Regions from separate parts of the Homo sapiens genome. Here regions 1, 2 and 3 are each linked to region 4. The links are chromatin contacts, found by Hi-C or POLR2A ChIA-PET in ENCODE. All regions are on one chromosome and are shown on one strand. The core of a region is the stretch at or near the end of the contact, and the rest is flanking DNA. Distances in the headings are between cores, read along the strand shown.

Evidence for each region. A loop is a pair of places that touch in the nucleus more often than their neighbours do. ChIA-PET counts read pairs that join two places held with the same protein, here RNA polymerase II (POLR2A). Pooled maps may share reads with other maps.
Region 1: a map with no recorded cell type shows a loop between it and region 4 (6-fold over the local background). The contact joins the promoter of AP1S3 here to the enhancer-like site in region 4. A Hi-C loop is called at or near these places in 3 of 37 single-sample maps with no recorded cell type and 3 of 50 pooled maps.
Region 2: a loop to region 4 is called in a map with no recorded cell type, with 8 times the contacts of the local background. The contact joins two enhancer-like sites. A Hi-C loop is called at or near these places in 1 of 37 single-sample maps with no recorded cell type and 2 of 50 pooled maps. POLR2A ChIA-PET finds 5 or more read pairs at or near these places in 1 of 52 experiments (GM12878).
Region 3: a map with no recorded cell type shows a loop between it and region 4 (16-fold over the local background). The contact joins two enhancer-like sites. A Hi-C loop is called at or near these places in 20 of 37 single-sample maps with no recorded cell type and 5 of 50 pooled maps.

The regions. Positions count from the first base shown.
Region 1 is chr2:223,836,115-223,839,450 of GRCh38, reverse strand. AP1S3 (adaptor related protein complex 1 subunit sigma 3) reads left to right here and starts at 1,869. Exons shown (of 5, transcript NM_001039569.2): 1 at 1,869-2,003. The coding sequence starts at 2,001. RefSeq lists enhancers at 1,323-1,502, 2,373-2,462 and silencers at 1,673-1,802, 1,833-2,262.
Region 2 is chr2:223,759,716-223,762,988 of GRCh38, reverse strand. All of the region lies in intron 4 of AP1S3 (adaptor related protein complex 1 subunit sigma 3), which reads left to right. Among named protein-coding and RNA genes, the nearest start is that of AP1S3, 76 kb to the left of the region's middle. RefSeq lists an enhancer at 891-1,260 and a silencer at 1,783-2,077. Within about 2 kb of position 1,693, at least 16 of the 41 ENCODE cell types and tissues checked have a DNase peak (open chromatin) inside an H3K27ac peak, as active enhancers do; they include GM12878, where a contact is called at or near this core.
Region 3 is chr2:223,895,169-223,898,355 of GRCh38, reverse strand. WDFY1 (WD repeat and FYVE domain containing 1) reads left to right here. Exons shown (of 12, transcript NM_020830.5): 7 at 2,726-2,852. Among named protein-coding and RNA genes, the nearest start is that of WDFY1, 49 kb to the left of the region's middle. RefSeq lists enhancers at 1,218-1,417, 1,538-1,597, 2,339-2,398, 2,409-2,558, 2,569-2,628. Within about 2 kb of position 1,420, at least 5 of the 41 ENCODE cell types and tissues checked have a DNase peak (open chromatin) inside an H3K27ac peak, as active enhancers do.
Region 4 is chr2:224,520,120-224,523,154 of GRCh38, reverse strand. The region is part of intron 3 of CUL3 (cullin 3); the gene reads left to right. Among named protein-coding and RNA genes, the nearest start is that of CUL3, 64 kb to the left of the region's middle. RefSeq lists a silencer at 1,428-1,497. Within about 2 kb of position 1,719, at least 5 of the 41 ENCODE cell types and tissues checked have a DNase peak (open chromatin) inside an H3K27ac peak, as active enhancers do; they include GM12878, where a contact is called at or near this core.

The DNA of each region.
Region 1 (3,336 bases), core at 620-3,119, 680 kb after region 4:
AGGCCTTTTTTGAAGTGTTTCCAGAAGGACTTTTTTTTCTTCTTCTTCAGAGCGCTGGCTTCTCACATCCAAGTCTTCTGTCACCTCCCCAGGGGGCACTTACCTGACCACTCAGCTAAATCAATGTAGCTTCCCTGTGCCCATCCGAGGAACTCAAATATCTCCTTCTTAGCACTCATCTTAATTTCTTATATTTTATTTACTTGTTTATTATGTGTTGTCCCACAAGAGACGTAAGCTCCAGGAGACAGACCACCTGTTTGTTCCCAGCTGGGTCCCCCAGGCTCCTGTTGTAGGGCCTGGCCTAGAGTGATGAATATTTGCAGTGTGAATGCAGGGGTGGATGGAGTTTCCCATATTTTCAGTCACCTGGGTGGGCCTACATCCCTAGGAAGGTACACAACACATCCTGGGAAGGACTTTCACTGATTTGGGGTTCCAGGGACCACCCAGGAAATGACATTTTTTTTTTCAGACTGAGTCTCACTCTGTTACCTAGGCTGGATGATCTCAGCTCACTGCAACCTTTGTCTCCCGGGTTCAAGCGATTCTCTCCTGCCTCAGCCTCCCTAGTAGCTGGGACTACAGGCGTGTGCCACCACGCCCAGCTAAATTTTGTATTTTTAGTAGAGACGGCGTTTCACCATGTTGGCCAGGCTTGTCTCGAACTTCTGGTCTCAAGCGATCCGCCCACCTGGGCCTCCCAAAGTGTTGGGATTACAGGCATGAACCATCACGCCTGGCCCAGGAAATGATTCTTAACTTTTGCAGGGTCTAGGATCTCTTTAGCTATTTGATAAAACCAGTGGACTCCCTTTCTCAAAAACATGAATATGCATTAAAAACTCTGCTTACATCTAGTCTATCTGGTAAATATAATTAAAAGAAAAAAGAAAAAACTCTGTTTACAGCTTGGGGGTTTAGAGACTCTCAACGCCCTAGATTTAAGAAAAGTCAAGGGGAGGAGAGATTGGAGAACGAACTTTCTACACCACAACTTCTTAGGAGAGACTTCTTAAAAGGGGGTCGTGCTGCCGGGCGCAGTGGCTCATGCCTGTAATCCCAGCACTTTGGGAGGCCGAGGCGGGTGGATCACCCTGAACGCAGGAGGCGGAGGTTGCAGGGAGCCGAGATCGCCCCACTGCACTCCAGACGGGGCGACAGAGCGACACTCCGTCTCTAAATAAATAAATAAATAAATAAATAAATAAATAAATAAATAAATAAATGGGGGCCTGCTTAAAATGATCTTTGCCCTTAGACTGCAGAGCTTACTTTTTAAAAAGTGAAATGGGGGCAGAAGGGGATAAGAAAACGCTTCTAGTTCTTTCTCTTCCAACTGCTCCCTCCCTAGGAGGCTTAGGATAAGGCAGCCCCCGGCACTTTCTGCGAGTGTATCGGAAGTATCTTTGCCAGGTTTGATAAACGTTTGCGGAAGGAATACAGGACACACTCGCGCGGCAGAATCGCGAAAAGTCCCCGGTGTTCTCCGCGCAGGGAGTTCCCCGCGCAGGGAGTTCCTAGCGGGCCACGCGCTCTCGCCTGACCACCCGCGCCGAGCTGCGGGCTGTCGGGGTACAGACGCCCGCGCGCGCAGGTGCATTCGCTCCAGGTGCGGCCGGCTCGGGGCGGGAACAGCTGCAGCCGAGGCGGGGGCGGGGAGGGGGTACAGAGGAGAGGCAGAAAGGAGGGAAGAGGAGGAGGAGGAGGAGAAGGGAGGAGAAAGGGGAAAGGAAGAAAGAAGGAGAGCAGGAGGGCGAGGAGCGGGGGGAGCGGGGAGGAGGGCGCGGGGAGGAGGCAGCGGGGAGGAGCGTGCAGGGAGGAGGCAGCCGCGCTGGGAGGAGTCTGCACACTTTCAGTGCCAGGGCATTGTGGGAAGCAGCCATGGTCTAAGCCGGGCGCCTCACCTGTCAGCCGCACCGGCTCCAGCGCTCGCCTCTCGCCCTCGCTTCTCCAGCGCTCCTTGCTCGCAAGGCGGGGGAGGCGGCGGCCCAGCCACGATGGTGAGTGCGGGGGAACCGCCGGCCCGGGTAGGCGGTGGGGGCGCTCGCGCTCCGGGGAGGCACCTGGGGCGTCCGGGCCGGGCGCGCGGCCGGGTGGGGGTGCGGGCCGAGTCCCGCCTGGCCACCCGAACCGTGCGTCCCTGTGGCCCCGCTGCCCCAGACGGTGCGGACGCGCCAGGATCGCTTGCCCGGGATTCCTGCGGCAACGCGGCGCCGCGGCGCCGCGGCTCCATTCATTCATTCGATCCGCCTTAGCCGAGTGCTTAGTCTGTGCCGGGCTCGGTGCTGGGCGCTGGGGATGTCGCGGGGGACCAGGAGGAGCCCCTGTTCTCCAGGAAGCTTACCTTCCAGGAGGGGGATGCGGAGGGAGGGACACGTCCAATATACAAGTAAAATGAAGAGAACTTCTAAAGTAAGAAGCGCTGTAAAGTCTCAAATACAACCGGGTGGAGTGGCAACTTTTGATTTGGCAAAGCCTCTTCAAGGACATGACATTCTAGCTGCTGGAGGTCCTGGAGGGGCGCTACAGGTGGATTAGAGAGAGCAAAGCGGAGGGGAGAAGGCCTTGTTTGTGGCAGGAGAGGTGGGCTTCTGCCAGGTGAGGCGGGTTTTTATAGGCCAAAATAAGGAGTTTGGTTTTGGTTCCAACTGAGTAGGGGAAACCTCGGGGACGTTTTAGCAAGAAAACTGACCTTACCCGTTGTGCACTTTTGTTTTTTTGAGACTGATCTCGCTCTGTCGCCCAGGCTGAAGTGCAGTGGTGTGGTCTCGGCTCTGCCTCCCGGGTTCAAGCGATTCTCCTGCCTCAGCCTCCCGAGTAACGGGGATTACAGGCGTGTGCCACCACACCCAGCTAATTTTTGTATTTTTAGTAGAGACGGGGTTTCACCATGTTGGCCAGGCTGGTCTCGAACTCCTGACCTCAGGTGATCCGCCTGCCTCGGCCTCCCAAAGTGTAGGGATTACAGGGGTGAGCCACTGCACCCGGCATGGTGTGCAGTTTGGCTGTGGTTGGAGAATGGACTGGGGTGTGTAAGGGCAGGGGATAGGGGGTCAGGTTGGAAGCTGAGGCCGGCCGCAGCCCTGCTGATGAGAGATCTGGTGACCTGCACTTGGGTGGAAGCGATAGCTCAGGCTCCTCTTGCTCTTGCCTGCTGTTTAGGGGCAGCCTTTTAAGAGTGTGGTGGTCTGAACGTCACTAGTCCCACTTCCCCAAGTGTGTTACCACTTCCCAAATCCGCAGAAGGGAAGTGACCTGCACCCTGTGGGCCCACCGGAGGCAGGAGTGGGTGGGCCACGTGGGCTAAGAAAGTTGATCAACAAAGAGAGCCGG
Region 2 (3,273 bases), core at 444-2,943, 760 kb after region 4:
AGGAGCCAGTAGTATACTTGCATAAAGGAAAATAATTACTGCTTTTTTTTTTTTCCTGTCCTTTGGACCCAATCATATATTTGTAGTTACTGAAGGTTAAGGGAGGCCTTTGTGACATTGCTTTAGCTGTGAGAACAGCTGTCAATCTTCAGTAGCCCCTAAGACTTTTCTCTAGCTCCTACTTAATAACAGTTTCTTAGAATAATAACTTTTAAAAAGCTACACCTGCCTGCGGATTTAGTAAGAAGACATAGCCTCAAATCTCCAAATGCTCAAAGCTTATTCTGAGCGTGTGGTGGCTAGATGTTGATAAGAGGAAAAGAAAGGAACTGTTTACTTGGTTGGGAATACTTATTTGGGGGTAACAACAATGTGGACAATGGCACAAAGTTATTAGAAGGAAAATTAAACCCTCTGTCTGGGCGTGGTGGCTCACGTCTGTAAGCCCAACACTTTGGGAGGCCGAGGTGGGCGGATCACTTGAGGCCACGAGTTCGAGGCCAGCCTAGCCAACATGGCAAAATCCCATCCCTACTAAAAATACAAAAATTAGCCAGGTGTGGTGGTACACATCTGTAACCCCAGCTACTTGGGAGGCTGAGGCAGGAGATTTGCTTGAACCCAGAAGGCAGAGATTGCAGTGAGCCGAGATTCCACCACTGCACTCCAGCCTGGGTGACAGAGCAAGACTCCATCTCAAAAAAAAAAAAAAAAAAAAAATTGCTGGGCACAATGGCTCATGCCTATAATCCCAGCACTTTGGGCCGAGGCAGGTGGATCACGAGGTCAGGTGTTCAAGACCAGCCTGGCCAAGATGGTGAAACTCCGTCTCTACTAAAAATACAAAAATTAGCCAGGTGCAGTGGTGGGCTCCTGTAATCCCAGCTACTCAGGAGGCTGAGGCAGGAGAATCGCTTGAACCCAGGGGGCGGAGGTTGCAGTGAGCCGAGATCATGCCACTGCACTCTAGCCTGGGCGGCAGAGTGAGACTCTGTCTCAAAAAAGAAAAGAAAATGAAACTCTCAAAGGCGATAGTGGTCATTAACCACAGGACTTGCAATAGGTAGGAGCGACAAACAGTAGATATTTTACCCCAACTAACAGCCTGCCAAGAAGGGAGGCTCAAGGCCAGATGCGATGGCTCATGCCTGTATTCCCAGCACTTTGGGAGTCCCAGGCAGGAAGACTGCTTAAGTCAAGAGTTTGAGATCAGCCTAGGCAACATAGTGAGAACCTTGTCTCTACAGAAAAATGATAAAATTAGCCAGGTGTGGTGGTGTGCACCTGTAATCCCAGCTACTCAGAAGGCTGATGCGGAAGGACCGCTTGAGCCCAGGAGTTTTGAGACCAGCCTAGGCAACATAGTGAGAACCTTGTCTCTACAAAAAGTAATAAAATTAGCCAGGCATGGTGGTGTACACCTGTAATTCCAGCTACTCGGAAGGCTAAGGTGAAAGGATCACTTGAGCCCGAGAGGTCAAGGCTGCAGTGAGCGGTAATCGCACCACTGCACTTCAGCCTGGGTGACAGAGTGAGACCCTGTCTCAAAAAAAAGAAGGGGAGGGTCAGATTGTATCTCATGAGCAATAGGATTCTATGTGCCCTCGTGTGGATGCAGGCGAAACTGCTAGGTGCACCCTAACACTGTCACCCTTAAAAGCGTAAACCATGTTAACAGCTAGGCCAAACCACAATGCAGTAGGAAGTCATAACATACACTGTGCTATATGCATAAGAAACACAGCAGAGCTAGATGTATCCAGAAGAGGACCCAAGATACAGACTCCAGCTCCTGTCTTGAGAAGGTAAGAGCAACTAAGGTTCTGCCAGCTCTAAAAGTCTGCCCCAAACCTTTAAAGTGGCAAGCTCAAGAAAATGCCAACTTTTACCTTATTGGTTTACATAGCTTGAGTAACCAGCCTGGCTCGGCTCAGACAGGGCAGCCAGTGTGGTGTTTAGCAGACTGAGTCATCTGGTGATGTGAGCAGTGCCAATGACTAGAGGCCACTGAACCACAAAGACAGGAAAGTGTCAACTCCAGGCCCCTCCCGAGGCTACAGGCAGGGCCTAGCAATGCTCTCATCTGGTCATGGGTTTTTGTCCACTTTGCAAAAATAAGATATTTTAACTGCAAAAAGTACGTAGCCATACAATATAATATATGATAGAGGAGTGTCAAGCAATTAATTCGTGAAAATAACATGCAACCATTTTTTATTTTGTGATATTTGTCATCTTCAAAATTCACAATCTGTGGTCGTTTCTTTTCTCATTCTAAGTACACTTTATACCTGATTTTGTATTTGTAACTTTGTATTCCCATGTAAATGGTGTAAACTCTAGATTCCATAAAACCAGCATGGCCCAATGGCCTGTATGATCCCTCTGCTAAGTTAAAAGACCCCACGGGCAGCATCTGTAGAGGGGTAGATGGGTATGGGGCTGTCTTGGCCAATGCCCACTTAGGAGGTGAGAGCTTTGTTGAGTAAATGTGGATGACTGAATACAAATGTTTTCTGGCAGAACTCTGGAATTCTAGATAGAGTTGGTGAAAACCAGTTAGAAAACCTCTTTTGAAGGTAAGGGCAGATTTCTAGCCCTAGTATCTCCTGAGCAATCTTGCTCGGCCAGTAGCCTTGGTATCTTCAGCCCATGTCAGTCAGCGTATTTCCTGGCAGGTTCACATGAATCATATACCCTGGAGTTTAAGCTTAAGAACAAGTTGAACTTGGATTGCTAAATGAGCAGATCGTGACTCAAACGAAAGAGGCAGGTGATTTTTTGTCCTCTCGAGCTTTCTTATTGATTCAACTTGGGGCCCTGGTGTGACACAAATATATATGTTTAAAGTAGGAGAGTGTGCAAGAGAAAGCCCATCTGTCTTGCATGGTATAGAACCTGGAACATCACTGTTAACTTTGAACTCTACCTGTAATTGTGAGTCTGTTCAAACATTTTTTTTTAAATGCTGAAAAAAAATATTATGGCTTTGGGGCATGTTAGCAAACTTAGTAACTGATGGACAGTATGAAAAGAATGAGATCATGTCCTTTGCAGGGACGTGGATGGAGCTGGAGGCCATCATTCTGAGCAAACTAGTGCAGGGACAGAAAACCAAATGCCACATGTTCTCACTTAAAAGTGGGAGCTAAATGATGAGAACACACGGACACATAGAAGGGAACAACACACACTGGAGCCTTTCAGAGGGTGGAGGGTGGGAGGAGGGAGAGGATCAGGAAAAATGACTCATGGGTCCTAGGCTTAATACCT
Region 3 (3,187 bases), core at 171-2,670, 620 kb after region 4:
AACTGGTAAAAACCTTTTGGAAGAATTGTTGTTATTACTTTAAAAAAATTTGTCAGTTTCTAAGCCCCTGAGCAAGACCTGATAAATACAATTAGAAGAAATGTGTGGGCTGGTTCAGCCTCTGCTTGGGAAACATACCCTGTGTAGGGACTGAGGGAAAAGAATTACTGGGTGGAATTTCATTTCTGTAGTGCAGTGGGTTGGTGAAGCTCTGTGGAGGGGTTTTTAAAGTCCATTGATTGTATTGAGTGACTCGCCACATACACATGTGTAATAAAGAGGTTTCATTAGATGCTGTATTGGGCCATTCTTGCATTGCAGTAAAGAAATATCTAAGACTGGGTAATTTATAAAGAAAAGAGGTTTAATTGGTTCGTGGATCTACAGGCTGTACAGGAAGCATGGTGCCGGCATGCTTCTGGTGAGGGCCTTAGGAAGCTTACAGTCATAGCAGAAGGTGAGGTGTGAACAGGCACATCACATGACAAAAGCAGGAGTGGGGGTGTGGGGGTGCCACACACTTTTAAACAACCATATCTCAAGGGAGCTCATTTACTGACTCAAGGAGAGCACCAAGGGGATGGCACTAAACCATTCGTGAGAAATCCACCCCCATGAGCCAACTACCAAGCCCCACCTGCAACATTGGGGATTACAGTTTAACATGAAATTTAGAGGCTGGGCCCGTTGGCTTACACCTGTAATCCCAGCACTTTGGGAGGCTGAGTTGGGCAGATCACTTGAGGTCAGGAGTTTGAGACCAGCCTGGCAACATGGCGAAACCCCATCTCTACTAAAAATACAAAAAACATTAGCTGGACGTTGGCAGGTGCCTGTAGTCCCAGCTACTCAGGGAGGCTGAGGCAGGAGAATCTCTTGAACCCGGGAGGCAGAGGTTGCAGTGAGCCAAGATCATGCCATTGCACTCCAACCTGGGTGACAGAGAGAGACTCCGTCTTAAAAAATATATATATATATATATATATATATATATATATATATATGCGAAATTTAGAGGGGACACATGTCTAAACTATGTCAGATGCTAAGCTGTAATGGATTGCAGTTTTCATACAGATCACAAGATCACATTCTGATATATGTCACAAAGTACAAGCTTTGAGGCCATCTGGTTTATGGAGAACTGGGGAGTTGCTGAAAGAATCAATGATGGACTTATTTATGACCATAGTAAGCGTTTCAGTTGTAACAAGTTATAATAAATGTACACTATGCTTTCTATGTAATCTATTTAGGTGAAATGGAGTATATCAAATCAAGGACCCTGTAGGGGAAAAGAAGAAAAGAGAACAGCAAGTTAAAATAGCTTTGGGCAGGAAAGCAGAGGCCCGTGAAGAAACCACTTTCTGTTTATGACTAATTCTCTCATGACCCCCAGGCTCGCCAGTTTTTTCAGGGTTGCTAAAGGCAGAATGGGTTCTAGTAACTACCAGAATGGGTACTGGTTTTCATGCTGAAAGACCGTATTTATCTGCTCTTAAGCCTCTAACTGAAATGGATGGCACATAGATTACACAGGGTCGAAAGTCATGTGAAAGTAACCCCTGAAGCCTTTGCAGAATATTTGTTTCTACTTTTGTTCTGTTTTTGGAAAGTGTATGTGATAAAGTAGTTTCTGTTTGCTTTTGAATATGGCATCATTAATTTTCTATATACCTACCAAAATTATTATTAGCTTGTGTGGCTGGTTCAGTTTTACTAAGTTGATTAATGTTTCTTCTAGACAAACAGCAGTCGATGAACAAGGAAAGGACCTACTGAAAGATATACCTGTAGAAAGAAAGATTTCCCCAAGGGTTTCAAATTTGATAAGTTAGCCAATATAAAGTATGAAATGTGAAGTTCAGATTTTTCACATAAATTACTTGGCATAATTATGTAGTGTACAACAGACTTTTTTCTGTGGTACTTAATGTAATTTGCTTAAACATAGACATCTTGGGGTAAAACACCTGCCATGTCCCAGAGACCCAGAATAATCTAGATTTTTTATCTTGTGTAGGTTGGACACAGTAAACTTTACTGGTTTTTGTCACTAAATATTAGTAGCAATTTTTTTCTTCATTCTGAACATTTTGTATGTAAGCTACTTTGTAATTTTTGTCACAGAAGAACGAAAAACTTCTTTAAAAATCTTTGTATTACAAGCAGTTTTTTTTTTTTTTTTTTTTTTTTTTTTGAGACAGAGTCTCACTCTGTCACCCAGGCTGGAGCGCAGTGGTGCTATCTTGGCTCACTGCAACTTCCACCTCCTGGGTTCAAGCAATTCTCCCACCTTAGCCTCCCGAGTAGCTGGGATTACAGGCGCCTGCCACCATGCCTGGCTAATTTGTTTTTTTGGAGAGATAGGGTTTCACCATGTTGGCCAGGCCTAGTCTTGAACTCCTGGCTTCAAGTGATTCGCCCTCCTTGGCCTCCCAAAGTGCTGGGATTACAAGTGTGAGTCACCATGCCCGGCCCAAAGTAGTTTGATGCATAATTGAAAATTGTAATCTTATGACTGTGGATAATGGTGCTGTGTCTTCTGTATGACTCATGATAGCATGGTTGAATGACCCGTTGTACACCATGAAGATACCTTTTTGCTTAAAGACTCAGCTGCTCCTAGTTTGGTCTTCAGCTGTCAAATGTATACGTCCTGATGTAGAGTTATATTTTACTTCTCCCCTGCCTCCCTCTCTCTCTCTCTCTCACAAATCCCTAGGTAGTGTCGCCTGCCTCTGGTGGGACCCTATTCAGCGGTTACTCTTCTCAGGAGCATCTGACAACAGCATCATCATGTGGGACATCGGAGGAAGGAAAGGCCGGACGCTGTTACTTCAGGGCCATCAGTGCGTGACCACTTGTGGGGGTGGGGAAAGAATCCGAGTTAGTGGGGAGCTAGTGAAAGGCATTAATAGTCTGATACCACTTTCTGCAAACCCCACGTTCTAAGATGGCAATTATCATTGATAGGGCTCAGTTCACTTTTAACTGCTTTCTGTCAGCCCCGAGTGTCTGATGTTTAGTAGCAAAAAACTAAACAAAACAAACAAACAAACAAAAAAACAAATGCAGGGCTTTCTTCCTCCTTAGTCCAAAGAGCACTTGCCACTTTTTCTCTCAAGGAGTCACCCTGTTGAAATATCTGATTAAGGCAGGCATAGGATAGAGATGCAGGTGAGGA
Region 4 (3,035 bases), core at 470-2,969:
TGCTCTTAACCACTGAATTGTATTGCTTCTCTAATACAGGTCTTCTTTCCTGAAAGATAGTCTTATAAATTCATTGCTCTAAGACCTCAAAGTGTGATTAACTGTTTTTTTTCCCTCTGACCTCTAGATTATTAAATTTGAAGTAGAGAACAGTGTTTTTATTTTATGATTTATTGCAGTTTACACAACTTTAGAGAAACATGGGTTTGATTTGTCCAATATCTTGGTAGACAATTCTTAAATGGAAATTATTTTTAAATAAAAAATTTTCACAACTGTGTTTTTCTTGTTAAAATTTTTCAGACCCCTGAGAAGGATTGTTTTTTTGAGACGGTGTCTCACGCTGTCACCCAGGCTGGAGTGCAGTGGCAGGATCTTGACTCACTGCAAGCTCCGCCTCCCGGGTTCATATCATTCTCCTGCCTCAGCCTCCCAAGTAGCTGGGCTACAGGCTCCCGCCACCACGCCTGGCTAATTTTTTTGTATTTTTTAGTAGAGATGGGGTTTCACTGTGTTAGCCAGGATGGTCTCGATCTCCTGACCTCATGATCCGCCCGCCTCGGCCTCCCAAGAAAGATTTTAAGAAAATTTTTACTGTGGTGGAAACTCTGAGCTTTTTAGTAGTGGCTAAGTCCACCAGGTTTTTTGACACCATATCATATGCTTCTCTACCAAATTTATCAGTAATATTTTTATATCTAGAAATGTTTATCTGTACAATTTACTAATTCATATGTTACTGGTGCTGTTTTAGAAGTGTAGTCAGTTACTGGTATCATGGAAAGTATTGAGAAAGTTCTTTAAACTTCGATCTAATTATAATTAGACTTTTTTTCCCCCACTATGATTCTGCAGTAGAAACTTTTTACTACTTTTCTGCTCATTTAAAATTTTTCTATTTCTGTCTTCATTGTGTTAAACCTTTTTAAATCTGTATTTATTTCATGATTTGAAAGTGAACTCTGAAAATATTTTATTACTTGTTAATAGAGGATTACCTTAGTGATTAAATTTGGTAAGGCAAGTTCTAACATGTTCTGACAGACTTGTCATAGAGTTATTTGCCTCTTTTTTTTTTTTTTTTAATTTTAAATGTGAGTTTAACTTTTCAGGGTTTATCTCTAGCTTACTAGCAGAATAAGTATTTAATATTTATAAAGATTTTTTTAACCCTGTTTACATTTGTCTTTTCGTATTCTCTTTTACAGTAGTAGACAAAAACAGTTACAGATGTTCTTAGTATGAGGATAAGAAACTGAAAGAAGAACTATTTAAGAGTTTGATTAACCAGCTTGACAGTTAGCTTAAAAGACCAACTTTCACAGCAATTCACACATTGTTAAACCTTTTTTTTTTTTCCTAAATAAATAGCTACTGCTGGCCATATGTGGGACCAGGCAGAGGATAGATGAATAAGTACTAATAAATAACTATCCTTGGTCTATTAGGAGTAGTAGTAAAAGTACTGAACTACTTTGAGAGGCCGAGGCGGGTCAGGAGTTAGAGACCAGCCTGGCCCAACATGGTGAAACCCCAACTCTACTGAAAATACAAAAATTAGCCGGGCATGGTGGCACATACCTGTAATCCCAGCTACTAGCGGGGCTGAGGCAGGAGGATCACTTGAACCTGGGAGGCGGAAGTTGCAGTGAACCGAGATCGTGCCACTGCACTCCAGCCTGGGCAACAGAGCGAGACTCTGTCTCAAAAAAAAAAAAAAAGAAGTATGAAACTACTGGACTTTAAAGCAAACATGTTATTAAAAGCTCCCTTAAACTTTGTAATAGAACCAGAGGACTTTTGTATTTATATTTATACTAAGCTTTCAGAGTTGAATGTGACCCAAAGGTTAGTTTTAGAATTTGTTCTCAAACACCTGTTTACTCATAGTTACAAATGAAACATTAGATAGGAATGATAAAATAACAATTTTTAAGTTGTTTCTTTCCTTGGGTGCACCATTGATTTTGCCTAGAACCCATTTATCCTAGCTTGCTTTTCTGTAACATAATGACTATTAAAAATATTTACTAAACTTTTTCTTGCAGGTAAATTAAGTAGTAAGAGTTAAGTTGTTTTTTGGACTTAATTTTCACATTTGTTTTTATTTTAACTTTTTATTTGATTTGTTTGTAATGCCACTCCCTGAGTAATGAAACTATTTAGCGCACTTTAAGAGACACCCCTTGACTTTGCATAGGTTTAGCTTCAATAGGAACTGTATTTTTGCATTGTGTGTCTTGACACCTTTGAGCATACTTTTATGTGCTGAATTTGATTTCTTATACATCATTTAACTATTTAGATATGTTGGTAGGGTGAAGAGGAAGAGGCACATCTTTGCCAAGATGGTGGAAGTAGTAATATCTGTGGTCTTGTAGGGCCAAGCATTTTGTTTGTTGGTGTCCTCGTGTCTTCTGGGCATGCAAAGAGCCCTAGGTCTTGAGTAAGCATTTGCAGGAGTTTTCCATGGAGGTCACCTGGTTGAGCTTTCCTTTTCTTGTGGCTTAGAAAGACTCCATCTCTCTCCAGTCCAACTCCTGGAGACCTGCCTGTCCTAGTTGATGTTTTAAAACTGGTGGTGCTTTTGTATTTTTTTATCCAGCCTTTATAGTTGTTGGCAGGGAAGTTGGTCTTAAAAGCTATTTATTTTCAGGACTAGAAGTGGAAATGAGTGGAATAGCATTGTGAGATAGATGTTATGTTACAAATGAAGTGCTTATGTTACAAATGAAGTTGGTTTATCAAGCTTACTGTATGGATGAAGTCAGATGCAGAACCAGCTGTGAAAAGGGGGGCATGAGGTGGGTCCCCACCATTGGCTCCTGTCTCTCACCACAGGTCCACCTAGCTTGTGAAAGTTTTTGCTCATTGCAGGCCTGCTTGGCCAAGGAATAGCAACCCTTGAGAGAGAACTGTAAATAGAGATTTAAAATGTGGTTTATCTCTGTGGTGATGAAACTCACATCCCTTTATGTAAACATAATGCTTGACTCACATTAGGCTTTCGAACATGTTTTTCAGAACATTTTATA